Linked DNA regions of Homo sapiens: regions 1, 2 and 3 are each linked to region 4. Evidence: chromatin contacts called from ENCODE Hi-C or POLR2A ChIA-PET data. All regions are on one chromosome and are shown on one strand. Each heading gives the region's core, a stretch centred on a gene start or an enhancer-like site at or near the end of the contact. The rest is flanking DNA. Distances are from core to core; before and after follow the strand shown. Region 1 holds the start of PRADC1 (protease associated domain containing 1). Region 2 holds the start of DNAAF10 (dynein axonemal assembly factor 10). Region 3 holds the start of SFXN5 (sideroflexin 5). Region 4 holds the start of SNRPG (small nuclear ribonucleoprotein polypeptide G).

Region 1 (3,646 bases), core at 496-2,995, 2.9 Mb before region 4:
TGGTACATTCAGTAGGCACTAAAGACGCGTTTATTTAATGACTGAGCGAATGAGTGAATGAATTAAAAGTACTAGGGAAGGCGTCTGCTTCTCTGCACGCTGCGGTGAGGGTCAGCGAGTGAACATAGTGAGTCCCTAGGCGGGCACAATATGAGGTCCCCAATGTGCCTGTGCCGGTTCCAAGAAGCACACGTCTTTACAGCCCGCAAATCTCAGAGCAGCCCCAGCTTCCAAGTCTAGCTGCCGACCGCGTAACCACGGCCGACCTGCACTCGTTTCACGCAAGTCCCGATCATGCGGGGCTAAAAAAGAGGTCCCCGACGTGGGTTCGCGGGCCCGAAGCACCCTGGGACTTGTAGTCCCCAACCGGCCAGCCCAGAGACTCCTCTAAAGCCCCACGCAGCCCTCGCCAACGGCTCCAGCGCCGTGCTCGGGCCGAGCCAGGCCGCGGCTGGCTGGGGTCGCCCCTAAGCTGGGGATCTGGGCGAGGACAGAGGCGGCAAGCAAAAGAGGGTCCTACAGAGCAAGCCCAGGCCGAGCGGCGCCGGCCACCGGCCAGATGGCAGCTGATGGCGACGGATGCGCGAGACGCCACTCACCATCATTTTGGAAGCTTATTCAGCGGCCCGCCACTCTCCCCTCTTCTCCGAGACCGGGCCGCCCAGCAACCCACAATGCCTCGCGCAATAGAAATACCCAGAAGCTTGGGCCGGGAGAGGAAGAGAACGGACCACTTCCGCTACTCTATGGTTCGTTACCACCGACTCGGTGCGGCTAGAAGGACCTGAGGCTGGGCTTCGGGGACTCTCTAGTGAGGGGCGTTCATTAAAGAGGGGTCGCCGCATTTCGGTCGTGCTTCTTAGAGCACGGAGGGTCTTTGCTCGGCCCGCATCACCTACTAACTTAATTCCACCCTCCTCCATCCCCGGACGCCAGACCAAGGAATGCAATAAAGGCAAAAGTGTGGGACGCAAAGTGTGGGATAGGCTGGTGCCAAAGCACTTTACGTGAGCGATCTCATTTAATCCTCACAACCCTATTGCGTTGGTCCTATTAAGGCCATTTTACTGATGACAGAAAGGAGGCTGAGAGGTCAAGGTGTCCAGTGTCACAGTTACATAGTCAGTGTCAACGGGACGAGCGTGGGAAGCTGCCCCCAATGCCCGTTTTCTGGCTTTGCACTGGCCAGAGGCTCCTCGTGGATGGCGTGCGCCAGGCCGCGGCCCCAGCGCCTATCCACGGTGAGCGCGCAAGCGTTGGTGGCACTGGGCGGAAGACCCCCTGGCGCAAGACGAGTGCCTTCCCGTGAAGGCGTGGGGAGGAGGGAAGCGCAGCTGGGAGGAGGGAAGCGCAGCTGGGAGAAGGCTAATCGTCGTCAATCGAGGCGGCCTTGGAGTGGACAGGACCGAGACCGCAAGGGTTAACGGCCTCGACTATCGACAGCTGAAGCAAGTCCGGCTACGGGCACACCTCCAGTGCTTGTCCTCCCTGGCCCGCCCACCGCCAGCGAGGACCCGGAGAGTATGCTGGGGCGGGGCTGAGGCGAAGGCCGGTTGTAGCTGTTAAGAGTTTAAGCCAATCAGCCCCCGGCTCCACTTCTCTCGACCAATAGGAAGTAGGCTAAGGCGCAGAGGCGGAAAGTGTGGCTACATGAGCAGGCGTCAGAGCCAATCAGCCTTGAGCCTCGTTCCCGTCGTCCAGCCCGCGGCGAGAGCGGGTATGTGGGCGGGAGGCCGGAGCAGCTGTCAGGCTGAAGTCCTGCGAGCGACGCGCGGCGGGGCGGCGAGAGGAAACGCGGCGCCGGGCCGGGCCCGGCCCTGGAGATGGTCCCCGGCGCCGCGGGCTGGTGTTGTCTCGTGCTCTGGCTCCCCGCGTGCGTCGCGGCCCACGGTGAGCGGCAACGGGTGGGACTGCGTTGCAGGGCGGGGCTGGCCGTCCAGCTTGCGCGCGTCTCGGGTTGGGGGCCAAGGGTCACCTTGGGGACCCTGCGAGTTCAGAGCAGGACAGGTCTGGGAGCGGGCGGCCGGAATAAGTGGGTGGTGGTCCAAGGACATAAAGTGGGCGCAGCCTGAGGCTGAAGCTCTGACTCCTCACCTTCCCACGACAAAGCAGATCTCCCCACTCGCCCCTCCCCGCCCACTAGCGCCGACCCAGGTGACTTAGGGTGCGACCAGAAGGGACAGCTAAGGAAGGATACTACAGGCTGGAGATATGTATGTGAGCATTCACATGTACACAGGAGCACACATTCCTACACGTGGGCACACACGCACAAACCGTTTACACCTACACAAGCACATAAATGTATACATCTATGCACATAAGTGAGCACATACGTATACCCACAACTTACACAAATAAGCACACACAAAGGCAAGCAAGGGTTGGGGAGGAGGGAGTGAGTTTGACGCTAGTCCAGGAAGGCTTTCTGGGGGTGTATTTGTATCCGAGAGGGAGTCCCCACTCCCAGGACTGTATAGCCCAGTGCCAAGCCATGGGAGCTCTAACTGATGGCTGTGATTTGGGCAGTAAACAAAGACAGCTAAAGCCTTAATGCCATCCTTGGTACACAGTAGTGACTTGGTAGTTTGTTGATAGACTAACAGACTTGTGACAGCAGTTTTCTTTTTTTCTTTTTTTTTTTTTTGAGACGGAGTCTTGCTCTGTCGCCCAGGTTGCAGTGCAGTGGCCCGATCTCGGCTCACTGCAAGCTCCGCCTCCCGGGTTCACGCCATTCTCCTGCCTCAGCCTCCCAAGTAGCTGGGACTACAGGCGCCCACCACCACGCCCGGCTAATTTTTTTGTATTTTTAGTAGAGACGGGGGTTTCACCGTGTTAGCCAGGATGGTCTCGATCTCCTGACCTCGTGATCTGCCCGCCTCGGCCTCCCAAAGTGCTGGGATTACAGGCGTGAGCCACCGCGCCCGCCCATGACAGCAGTTTTTATCTTTCAACATTCCGCAGTCTCTCTGGGTTAAGGAAACCAGGGACTCAAGTCCAGGTACAACATTAAACTTTGGTGCTGAGGAGAAGATCCCATGCCCCAGAAAAATCTAGTGGTCTGGAAATTCTCTTCATCGGTGCTGTGGAGCTAGATATAGTTGTTCACCCATTCAGGAAAGTTTATAGGGCTATCCCTATATTGTAGCCACTGTGCAAGACACTGGTGACTCTTCACTGAATGAAGTTACAAAGTGGAAGAGGCAGATATTTAAAAATTATGAATCCAGGGCAGGTGCGGTGGCTCACGCCTGTAATCCCAGGACTTTGGTAAGCCAAGGTGGGAGGATCACAAGCCCTGGCAACAAGGCGAGACCCCATTCCTATTTAAAAAATGAAAAAAAAAAATCAGCCTGGTCAACATGGCGAAACCCTCTCTACTAAAAAATACAAAAAAAAATTAGCCAGGCATGGTGGCGCACGCCTGTAGTCCCAGCTATTTGGGAGGCTGAGGCATGAGAATCGCTTGAGCCTGGGAGGTGGAGGTTGCTGTGAGGCGAGATGGCGCCACTGCACTCCAGCCTGGGTGATAAAGTGAGACCCTGTCTCAAAAAAAAGAAAAAGAGGCCGGGCGCGGTGGCTCACGCCTGTAATCCCAGCACTTTGGAAGGCCCAGGCGGGTGGATCACGAGGTCAGGAGATAGAG
Region 2 (3,484 bases), core at 574-3,073, 2.1 Mb after region 4:
GTTAACAGTGAGCCAAGATCATGCCACTCACTCCAGCCTGGGTGAAAGAGCAAAATAAAAAGATATATATACACACACACACACACACACACACATATATATGCATGTTTCTTATCAAAATAATACATTTTTTAATCAAAAGAGCACCATTAAAACACAGTCATGCACTGCATAATGACATTTTGATCAGTGACCAACCGCTCATACCATGGTGGTCTCATAACAGTATAATGGAGAATATACAGAAACCTGATATATGGCACTGGATACCGGCAATGCAGATCAAGTAGATGAAATGACTGATATTCAGTAATGGTGCTGGGACATTTGGTTTTCCATATGAAAAAAATATATAAACAAATATACACATACCATCTAGGTTTGTGTAAGTACACTCTATAATATTCGCACAAGGACTAAGTCATCTGACAAAACATATCCCAGAACATATTCCCGACGCTGACTGTATATACTTCTTGTAAAGCAGCAAGTGCTTATATTCATTATTTACCTGCTTCTGTTTATGGCAATCTCTTTACTCGACCTTTTCTCAATTTGACATAGAACATTATAAAAGATACACAGAAGAAGAGCCAGTATTTTGGTGTGATCTCAGAACTAATTTACAAATTCAATTAATATTTGTATCGAATGCAGATTTTTAAGGCATTTGGGAAGTTCAAACTCAATATGGTAAATTTTTAAACTGGACAAAAACCATACAACAGAAAAGTCCCATTAAGTAAAGCCTATTCATGCCTTTTCATCTCTGTAGGAGAGAAAGCCTGGTGTATTGGGAAATGATTGAGATTTTCCTTACCCTGATTTCTACATTCCTTGATTTCAAGTTAAAGCGTATCTGAAGTCCCAAATGTTCCACAATAGGAGTAAATATCTTCATCCAGTTTTCTTTCAATGGTGTGTATCTGTTAGCTGGGACTGGAATTTTCCTTGTTTCTTCTTTCCCACTCTGTAAATAAAAGAACACACAACTCAGAAGGCTATGGAGGGACGGTGATGGAGTTTAAAATGACATCTGATCCACAAAGGGCCTCCTTTAACTGAACTAGTTACACTTCAAAGAATCACTTCTCTCTGAGCATCACGGCAGAACAGCCCCACCGCAGCTTCAACATTCTCCAGAGGCCATCGGCTTGATCCGCGTCTGGCCCTTGCCTCGTTGCTGTCCTAGGGTCCCAGCCACATACCAGGAGCCCGTCCCCACAGAGGGGTGGGAAGACGGGCCTCTTCGCCGGCCTGGCCTCCTCTGTGTCCATGCGGCCCGCATCCCCGCCCTCTCCTGCTGCGGACAGCTGTTCAGCCTGTCGTTTCTTCGCCCGTCGGCCACCCTTGCGGGTGACCTGGGTAAAGCCCTCCTCTGCCCTGGCGCTCTGCGTTTCCATTTCGGATTCCATCCCCGGAAATCTTAAAGCGCTGCCGGCTGAAACACGTGCGCAGCTGCACCACGCAGAAGCCAGCCTCAGCCAACCACCCCTGCAGCTCCGCCCCTTTCCTAAAACGTCACAGGCCGGGGACCTGCAGGATTTGGGGCCGGTGGGGGGGAAAACGGGGTTAGGCTGTCCTAAGATATGCCTGATGGTCTTGGGCTCACTCCAGCCGCGCAACTCCCAGCCCAAGTATTTTGTAATCTCTAGTATGTATGTGTGCGAAAGGCAGTGGGTAAAGGCGATAAACAAATTCGTGCTGTTGTGAAGGAACATTCTGTGCGATCGCAGGAGCGCATCTGGCATTATCCGGGGATAACTACAGCCAACATGCCAGGGCATCTGGGGCAGAATACGGAAAGCGGGAGGGACAAATTGCCAATGTTTGGAGTCTGGTTTCCAGGTTGCCGTTTTTGGGGGCTCTGGGTGTGGCGGTTGCCGTAGCTGAAATTGGCTGCACCATGTCGGCCTTCGAGAAGCCTCAGATCATCGCCCATATCCAGAAGGGCTTCAACTACACGGTGTTTGACTGTAAGTGGGTGCCCTGCAGCGCCAAATTTGTGACCATGGGCAACTTCGCACGGGGCACCGGCGTCATTCAGCTGTACGAGATCCAGCACGGGGACCTGAAGCTGCTTCGGGAGGTGGGTGCCGGGTCGAGGATCCGGACTGCCGTTGGGGGCGAGTGCGGATCCTGGGGTCTGCATTCCTCTTTGCCAGAGCCTTCGCCCAGCGTCCCCCAAAGCATGGCTTGAGCCGCGCGAGACCAGAGAAGCTGACCGCCGACTGAGGAATGTTTCCTATTTAAAACCTTTCTTCTCATCCGCGGGGTAGTTCCTCCGCGCCCAACCGTCCTGCCACCCCCAGTGCAGTCCAGCCAAAGCGGGCACCAGGATGCCTGCAGTGTGGTTGGAAGAGGCAACCTAACACATTCGACAGGCATCAGCTGAGTGCCTGGTATTCCCAGGGATGTGAATGGTAATGTCCCCCATCTCATGGAGTTTATTTTCTAGTGGGAGAGATACTCAGTTCAATAATCAAAGCAACGATACATAAATACAAACCGAGATGAGTTGTCTCACACAAAGGAACACGGTTACGGTTCAATGAGAGTGAAAACAGATTTGGGATGAATGAAAACAGATTTTGGTATGTGCAGAAGCTAACTAGGTCAAACTAGGAGTAAAGGACAAGGTTTCCAGGGCTTCTGCACATGCAGAAGCTCAGTGATGGGAAGAAGTTTATCTCCTTAAGAAACTAGAGGGATAAGCAGGAACCAGACATTGCAAGATCTGTAGGACATTCAAAGGATTTATGCCTTTTTTCTAAGAAAAAACGGACACAACTGAAAGGATTTAAGCAGGGTGTGGAAAGATTAGGTTTGCAAGGTTTTTTTGAAGATTACTAGTGAAAGAATTAGAGAATAATGATAGTAACTAGCATTTTATAGCTGTTTATAGTTTTTAAAAAGTGTTGATTTTGTTACCTGAAAAAATGATCAGTCATTATCAGATCAGGGTTGTAATAGACTACAAGTGCAGGGTAGGTTAACTCTGGGGATCAAAACCTATGGAGAGAATCTGCTTGGAGGAGGTAGGGATTAAACTGGTAGATAAAGGATGAATACAATTTGGACTGTTAAGCCTAGAATAGAAAGTATGTAAGACCCCATCCCGCTTTAAGTTTCCCTGAATGACAAACATGAAACATGGCTTATTTTTTTCTACCTTTCCTTCGTTCCTTGTATTGTTCATCACTTAGCTTCTGGTAACCAGTGGCTTTTTTTTTTTTTTTTTTTTTTTTGAGACAGGGTCTCAATCTGTCACCCAGCCCGGAGTGCTGTGGTGCAAACACAGCTCACTGCAACCTCCGCCTCCCCACCTCAGCCTCCCAAGTAGCTGGGACTACAGGTGTGTGCCACCACACCTAACTAATTTTTTTGTACTTTTTATTTTTTTATTTTTTATTTTGGTAGAGATGGGGTTTCACCGTGTTGCCTAGGCTGGTCTCCAACTCCTGGGCTCAAGCAGTCTGCCTAC
Region 3 (3,488 bases), core at 545-3,044, 2.8 Mb before region 4:
GGGTTGGGCAGGGAGCAGGCATGGTTCTGCTTTGCTGTTTGTCTTCCTAGTTAAGGCTCTTTATAAAGAGCTTGTTCTTCATGTTTTAAGCACTTTATGAAGAATAAAACATTCATGTACTGCAGGTGGCTCTGTTGTGTTCCTGTTTTGGAATGAACAGTTACAGGAGGCTGCTGTGGGAGAAAGCACCTTAAATCAAGGTGATGGGATTCTTGGATGACACTGTCCCTGCCCCTTATAAGGGGGCAGCAGCACAGTGTTGCCCAGCAGCCTGAACTTAGTCTTTTCTGACTCCCAGGGTACCCACATTTATTGCGCACCTAAGATGGGCCCATTTATTGGTAATACAGAGGGTAAGAAATGGATTCCTATTCTCAAGTTGCATGGTCTAGCAGGGGAAGATAAGATACAAATCCAAGATACAAATAGTTCTTCATGGCTAGATAGAATCTCTAAGATAAGATACAAATCCAAGATACAAATTGTTCTTCGTGGCTAGCTAGAATCTCCCCCTAGCTTTATGAAAAGTGTTTCTTGTGGTTCAACTACTAGAGGATGAAAAACTTTGACTGCTACAGCTCATGTAGTGTCCAGAAACACTGGCAGACATGAGCCAACCCTGCACTCCACCACGAGACTAATGAGACCCAAAGTGGAGTTCCCTAGAAGACCAAATATTTCTACTGTCATCTTGGGCAAAACAGGCAGCTCCCGAAGTCTGGCTCACTGACCAGGTAATTCAGCTGGGAATCTTCAGCTAATCCATTCTACAACTGTATGTGTTTATTATCCATACTGATCCTTACTCCACAATCTGTAATACTCCCCCTTACCTAACACCCTCCCCACCCACCCTAGTCCCAAGTTCTCCTCCTGCCCAGGAATTAGGCCCAGGAGGGATCTTCCTTGGTTGGCCAGACAAGGTGAAAGCTGCCAGGGCTCTTAATCCCCCACTGATGAACTCACAGCCAACACTTATTTGAGTCTCTACTGTGAGCCCTTTTATGTCTGGCTCTGAAAACTGAAGTGAATCAAAAAGTCATAGCCCCTGCCCTGTGAACTTTACAGTAAGAAAGACTGTCCAGAACAGTAAGTAGTTGTGAGTGCAAAAGAGAAGTGCTGGGTGCCACGGAGCCTCTGTGGGATTTTGTGCAAGCAGAGTGATGGACTGGGAAATGCAATGTTTAGGCTAAAGCCAGAAAGCCAGCATCAGGCGAAGATTTAGTCTTCCGGGTACAGAATGTTCAGGGGTCGGGAGGCGGGCAGGCCCCAGCATGCTCCAGGAACTGAGTGTCAGGGCAGCCGGAGAGCACAGGACGAGTGGGCAGGGTGGCGACGGAGGAAAGTACGAGAAGGTCCGCAGTGCAACTCCTTGGAGAAAGCCTTCCGAGGTTAACCCTACTCCGCCTGGAGTCTTTGCCCATCTGGTCCCAGGTTCCCCCTTGAATGGGACCCTTCTGCGCTGCCTGGCCCCAGGAGCGACGCCCACGGCAGCAACTCTAACTTCTGGGGGCAACTAAGCAGCGAGGGGTGGCCCGTGGTCGTCGTACAGGAACACCTTTCCTGGACTGCCGACCTTGCACCTTGCAACGCGGACAGCGGGCACCGAGACCTCTCCGGACGGCCGCAACTCTCCGCAGTCTACGGTTGTAAGCGCCGCGACGCGAAAAACTACACTCCCCACAACGCCTTGCGCCTCCCGCTCGCTGCGGTTGATTAGGGCCAATCGGGAGAGGCAGCTGTGGCGGGGGCCGAGGAGGGACATTTTAAAAGGGCCGGAGATTGCGGGCGTCAGTGGCCATGGCGGATACAGCGACTACAGCATCGGCGGCGGCGGCTAGTGCCGCTAGCGCCTCGAGCGATGCACCTCCTTTCCAACTGGGCAAACCCCGCTTCCAGCAGGTGAGGACCGGGCTGTGGTCTGCGGGCCGGCGGGTGGCAAAGAGAGGACGAGCAAACTCCCCTCCAAAGTCCCCTTCCGCCCAAGGGTCTCCCACCCGCGGCCAGCGGAGCCTGCAGCTAGCGCCAGGGGGGGAACCTCGGTCACAGTCACCCTTTTCCCATTGGTCAACGGGGCGGGCGCGGACTCCCATCTTGGCTTCCTATTGGCCCTTGGCGCCGTCACTCCCCGACTGCCCGCGCCCTCTAGCCTTTCCCGCCCGCGGCGCCCTGTGATTGGCCACCGGCGGCTGCGGTCAAGGTCCCGAGCGCCCGGCTTCGAGCGGCTGCTCAGGGTCGCTCCGGGTTGTGCAGCTGCCCGCCCGGGACGCAAAGTTCTAGTCTGGCCCTGGATGGGAAGTTGGCGTGGCCGGGATGCCTTCTAACTTTTTCCCCCGGTGGGGACTGACGTTCCTTTCGAGCTGCTGGCGGTGCCGCCGGGCAGCGTCGCGCCCCGCGGTCACTCCCCAGCCCTGGCCCCCAAGCCGGGCTCGGCGCGCGCAGCAGGTTGAGGGGGCGAGTGCCGAGGCGAGCGGCGGTCCGGCGTCCCCCGTCCCTGCTCTCCATCTCGGGCTGAGGATTCGCTGACGCAGCAAGCCGGCCGATGCCCTGAGGGGACGCAGCCAGGGCGTGCGGGGGAAACGCTGTGTCATCCCCTGGGGCCGTCGTCCCTCCGAGGGGCTGCCGCCTGGGAACCCCCCCCCAGCCTCTTCCTCGCTGTGTTCTCCGCGGAGGGTCTCCCGCGCCCGGGCCCCCGCGCCGCCGGGGACTGGCTCTGGGCACACCCGCTCAGGCTCTTCGGGGCACGGCGACAGGGGTCCTTTCCCTCCGGGACCTCCTCTGGGGCGTCGCCGACTCGGCCCTAGACTGCGGAGGCGGGGGTGGAACGCGGAGCCCGGGCGCCTGGTTGGGCCCGGAGACCGGAGCCGGGGAGGGGCCGCTCCCGCGCCGCAGACCCTCGGGCTCCCGCGCCTCCCGCACCAATGAGACGGAATTTATTAGGAAACAGGCAGAGAGACCGCTGAAGTGAACCGGGGCTTGCCAGGGGTGGGCGGCAGCCGAGGCGGCCAGAAAAGAACTTTGAAGGAAGAAAGGAAATTGTGCTAAGGTCGGTGCGGTGGCTTTTTTTTTCTTTTTTTGTTGTTGTGGTGGAAGGGGACTGGTTCCAGCAAGGGGGTGCCCCGAGCTTTGCTGATAATTAGGGAACTTGGCTCCTGAGCCGTCTGAAAAAAATGTCCCCAGTGTTTCTTAACAGGACTTTAATTCCTTTTAAAAGTAGGCCATCTCAGCATGTAGGTATCCGAGGCGAGACTGGCATCTTCCTTCCAGTGTAGGAGGCCATCTAGGGCGAGAGTGTCGGGGTGTCCCTGCCTGGACTTGAGTGACCTTATTACATTGCCTGTCCCCGCTCCCACCCCCATTCTGCTCGTTCTTAAAGGCTCAGTCGGGCCTGCCTCTCTGGCAAACACTTGCTCCCTTCTTCTCTGGTCCCATCAGATCGCAGGCTTCCTCCTGCACATCTCTTTGGCCACCTGAGTCAGATCCTCATA
Region 4 (3,798 bases), core at 22-2,521:
GACCCCTCAGTCAGAAATAGATTCAAATTCTTGGAGACAGACCCAGTCACCTTACTCTACAATGGTTCAGAGGCTGCTAATTTACATGTTACGGGAACCCTACTTGGTCTGACAGTATGCTGTAGGGTTACCTGCCAAAAAAATATAGAGGCCCAGCCGGGAGCGGGGGCTCACGCCTGTAATCCCAGCACTTTGGGAGGCCGAGGCCAGCGGATCACGAGGTCAGGAGATCAAGACCATCCTGGCTAACACAGTGAAATACGGTGTCTACTAAAAATACAAAAAATCAGCCCGGCGTGGTGGCGGGCACCTGTTGTCCCAGCTACTCGGGAGGCTGAGGCAGGAGAATGGCGTGAACCCGGGAGGCAGAGCTTGCAGTGAGCCGAGATCGCGCCACTGCACTCCAGCCTGGGCGACAGAGCAAGACTCCGTCTCAAAAAAATATACATATATAGAGAGAGGCCCATTCCTCCAGGGATCATTATCATTTGGTATATTGGTATATATGAAGAAAATAAGCGATACGATCCACAGACATGCGGGATTGGCCGGGTTTGCCCAGGAGCTAGAGACGGGACCGTTATCTCAATATCTCAATTTTATTTTTTAAATAGAGAAGGGGTCTCGCTATGTTGCACAGGCTGGTCTCGAACTCCTGGGCTCAAGAGATCCAAAGTTCTGGGATTTACGGCGCCCGGCTTTTTTTATTTATTTATTTATTTTTATTTATTTTGGCTGTTCCATAGACAAGAGCAGGGATAACCGGCTGGGCGCGGTAGCTCACGCCTGTAATCCTAGCACTTTGGGAGGCCGAGGCGGGCGGATAACGAGGTCAGGAGATCGAGACCATCCTGGCTAACACGGCGAAACCCCGTCTCTACTAAAAAATACACAAAATTAGCCGGGCATGGTGGCGGGCGCCTGTAGTCCCAGCTATTCGGGTGGCTGAGGCAGGAGAATGGCGTGAGGCCGGGAGGCGGAGCTTGCAGTGAGCCGAGATCGCGCCACTGCACTCCAGCCTGGGCGACAGAGCTAGACTCCGTCTCAAAAAGAAAAGAAAAAGAGCAGGGATACCCACCGGTGGAATACCCGTTATCTCAATTTTGTACAAGGAAAACGGAATTCAGAAAGGTGCCTAGAGGACGCACCCCTCCGTCCTGGCCAATCGCTGAGGACATAACCGGAAGCTCAACGATGACCGAGGCGCTGAGATATCGCGAGGTGAAATGTAAAAACTGCCAACAATCCATTGGCTAACGAGGTCGATGACGCCAGACGCAAGACGCCGGGCCTACAGCGGGAGCGTGAGGAAAGCCGTGCGTTGCGTTCCAAGGCATCTGTGAGCCCGCGGAGTATACACCATGAGCAAAGCTCACCCTCCCGAGTTGAAAAAGTAAGTATGTGTGAGAGCCAAACCGAAGTGGTCAGTTATTTGCGTCCTGCGAGTCCCTTGGTTCCCTCTCCGTTAGCCGAATGTCTTGAGCCGCTTCACTTCATTTCTTCTTCCGGTCCGAGGTCGCCGGGATCCCGGCCAGGCTCCCGCGCATGAGACGTGAAGCCCGCGCAGAGCTCGCGCGTCGGTGTGGTTACAGCCGGCAGCCACGGCACCTCCTTCCGGCCGACTAGTCTCCAGGTCCCGCGGTCTGGCCCCTGGTCACCCGGCGCTGTCCCTCGTTCCTTGAAGATCTCCAGTGCTACCTTTTGTTGAACATCTCGAATAGTATCATGTTCTAGATAGACGGCTAGAGGGGGAAATTCTCTGAAGGAACTAAGGAGGGGCTGGAAGGGAAGGAAGTGTTTTTAAAACTACGTGAGGCATCAGAATCCGAAAGCCACTTTAGTCTTAGCAAATGTGTTTGTAGGTGTTTGAGCTTTTACTTAGAAACCTCATTCCTTTTTCTTGCCTTCTTTTACGTTAAGCTTGAATGTCATGTGTTATCTTGCTCTGATGTTGAAACTATATAAGAACATTCATTTTTCTTTTTTTTTAAGAACATTAATTTTTTCTAGTCAGAGAAGGCTAATTTTTTGAAGTTTTTTCTACACACCCAGTAAAGTCAAACAACTTTAAGTAGGAGAGCCTTACTTTAGGTAGGACTCAACGTAAAGCTTTGAATTCCTCAAATACTTTTTGAGTGGACTTAACAGGTTATGTGTTTCCTGACTACGTTTCTGTTTTGCTTATACTTCCTGATGCTGGAATTCTACATGTATTAGTTGGATTGCACAAAGGATGCAAAATTTTTACAGGGATCAGTTTTTTCTGGCGTAGCATGTGGTTGGCTTTGTGTATAGTTAGTTCATTTATTACCAGGCCCATGGAAGTCAGACAAAAGGTAAAGTTCCTATTTAATAATTTTGCGGCCGGGCACAGTGGCTCACGCCTGTAATCCCAGCACTTTGGGAGGCTGAGGCGGGAGGATCACCTGAGGTCAGGAGTTCGAGACCAGCCTGGCCAACATGGTGAAACCCCCGTCTCTACTAAAAATACAAAAAATTAGCCAGGCAGGTGGTGTGCGCCTGTAGTCTCAGCTATTCCGGAGGTTGAGGCAGGAGAATCGCTTGAACCCGGGAAGCGGAGGTTGCAGTGAGTCAAGATCGCGCCATTGCCCTCCAGCCTGGGTAACAAGACCGAAACTCTGTTTCAAAAAATAATAATATTTTTGCATTTAAAGGTCCATTTGTATCAAAGCCATCTTTTGTATGAAAACTACTTCTATGTATATTTTAGTTAGGTCTGTTAAGGAATTAATTATTAAAACATAAGCCCAACGCGGTGGCTCACGCCTGTAATCCCAGCACTTTGGGAGGCCGAGGCGGGCGGATCACGAGGTCAGGAGATGGAGATCATCATGGCTAAAACGGTGAAACCCCGTGTCTATAAAAATACAAAAAATTACGTGGGCTTGGTGGCGGGCGCTTGTAGTCCCAGCTACTCGGGAGGCTGAGGCAGGAGAATGGCGTGAACCCGGGAGGCGGAGCTTGCAGTGAGCCGAGATCGCGCCACTGCACTCCAGCCTGGGCAACAGAGCGAGACTCCGTCTCAAAAAAAAAAAAAAAAATAGAAGTTACTCAGAAATTATTGTGAAAATTACTCTTTTTATCTGAAAGTTATTTTTGGTGATGTAAGTATCCTCTGGATTCATCAGGGACTGGTGAAATGGTGATTTTTTTTTTTTTAACAAAAAGACCATTCTCTACTTGTAATCTAAGATTTTCTTTCTGATTCATAACATAGTTTTTGAAAATTTCAGAGAAGGAAGCTAGTTTTAATACCTTTCTCTTCCTCGTAGGTTTCATGAATTGTGAAATCCGGTCAGATCTGCCGCCAAAATGACTTAAAAATTTTTTCTTCCTCTGCTTTCTCACAGATAGCATCTTCTTTTACACCATTATGCCCTCCTTCTGGTGTAGCATAACTCAGGTGTTCTTAAATGGGGAGTAGGGAATCTGGTGCTACCGGCTTCTAGTGAGTAGACACCAGGGTGCTGCTAAACATCCTACTGCTTATTCGACTGCCCCCAACAATACAAAATTAACTGGTCCCAAATGTCAGTAGTATAGAAGTTGAGATACACTGGCTTAACTGAATTCTTCCTTCCACTTCTTAAAATTTGCTGCCACGGTAGTCTTGCCAGTGACTGCTTTAATAATTTATCACAGTATGCAAAATCGAGTCTGTACTTAACCCAGCATTCAAGCACCAAACCTTCTAGCTGCTAATACTCAGGTATTCCGTTCTCCAGTCACACTGAACTATTTGTGTTTGCTCTCACTTGCTGTGTGACTTTGAAAAAT

What was found. A loop is a pair of places that touch in the nucleus more often than their neighbours do. ChIA-PET counts read pairs that join two places held with the same protein, here RNA polymerase II (POLR2A). Pooled maps may share reads with other maps.
Region 1: a pooled map shows a loop between it and region 4 (8-fold over the local background). The contact joins the promoter of PRADC1 here to the promoter of SNRPG in region 4. A Hi-C loop is called at or near these places in 2 of 37 single-sample maps with no recorded cell type and 15 of 50 pooled maps. POLR2A ChIA-PET finds 5 or more read pairs at or near these places in 2 of 52 experiments (BJ and activated B cell).
Region 2: a map of naive thymus-derived CD4-positive, alpha-beta T cell shows a loop between it and region 4 (14-fold over the local background). The contact joins the promoter of DNAAF10 here to the promoter of SNRPG in region 4. A Hi-C loop is called at or near these places in 1 of 168 maps with a recorded cell type or tissue (naive thymus-derived CD4-positive, alpha-beta T cell) and 8 of 50 pooled maps. POLR2A ChIA-PET finds 5 or more read pairs at or near these places in 1 of 52 experiments (activated naive CD8-positive, alpha-beta T cell).
Region 3: a loop to region 4 is called in a map of CD8-positive, alpha-beta T cell, with 30 times the contacts of the local background. The contact joins the promoter of SFXN5 here to the promoter of SNRPG in region 4. A Hi-C loop is called at or near these places in 1 of 168 maps with a recorded cell type or tissue (CD8-positive, alpha-beta T cell), 1 of 37 single-sample maps with no recorded cell type and 7 of 50 pooled maps.

Annotation. Positions count from the first base shown.
Region 1 is chr2:73,231,338-73,234,983 of GRCh38, reverse strand. It overlaps PRADC1 (protease associated domain containing 1), which reads left to right and starts at 1,745. Exons shown (of 5, transcript NM_032319.3): 1 at 1,745-1,890. The coding sequence starts at 1,824. It overlaps CCT7 (chaperonin containing TCP1 subunit 7), which reads right to left and starts at 676. Exons shown (of 12, transcript NM_006429.4): 1 at 600-676. The coding sequence starts at 605. RefSeq lists enhancers at 789-858, 979-1,028, 670-1,201 and a silencer at 1,489-1,698.
Region 2 is chr2:68,155,866-68,159,349 of GRCh38, reverse strand. It overlaps DNAAF10 (dynein axonemal assembly factor 10), which reads left to right and starts at 1,823. Exons shown (of 8, transcript NM_138458.4): 1 at 1,823-2,089. The coding sequence starts at 1,907. PNO1 (partner of NOB1 homolog) reads right to left here and starts at 1,462. Exons shown (of 7, transcript NM_020143.4): 1 at 1,209-1,462; 2 at 821-970. The coding sequence starts at 1,415. RefSeq lists enhancers at 1,151-1,250, 1,531-1,770, 2,051-2,190, 1,648-2,580.
Region 3 is chr2:73,070,018-73,073,505 of GRCh38, reverse strand. It overlaps SFXN5 (sideroflexin 5), which reads left to right and starts at 1,794. Exons shown (of 14, transcript NM_144579.3): 1 at 1,794-1,902. The coding sequence starts at 1,801. It overlaps RAB11FIP5 (RAB11 family interacting protein 5), which reads left to right. Exons shown (of 6, transcript NM_001371272.1): 6 at 1-124. RefSeq lists enhancers at 1,196-1,675, 1,876-1,925 and a silencer at 2,066-2,855.
Region 4 is chr2:70,291,213-70,295,010 of GRCh38, reverse strand. It overlaps SNRPG (small nuclear ribonucleoprotein polypeptide G), which reads left to right and starts at 1,271. Exons shown (of 4, transcript NM_003096.4): 1 at 1,271-1,393. The coding sequence starts at 1,362. LOC124906023 (a long non-coding RNA gene) reads right to left here and starts at 1,109. Exons shown (of 2, transcript XR_007086880.1): 1 at 1,079-1,109. RefSeq lists enhancers at 1,110-1,589, 1,606-2,513.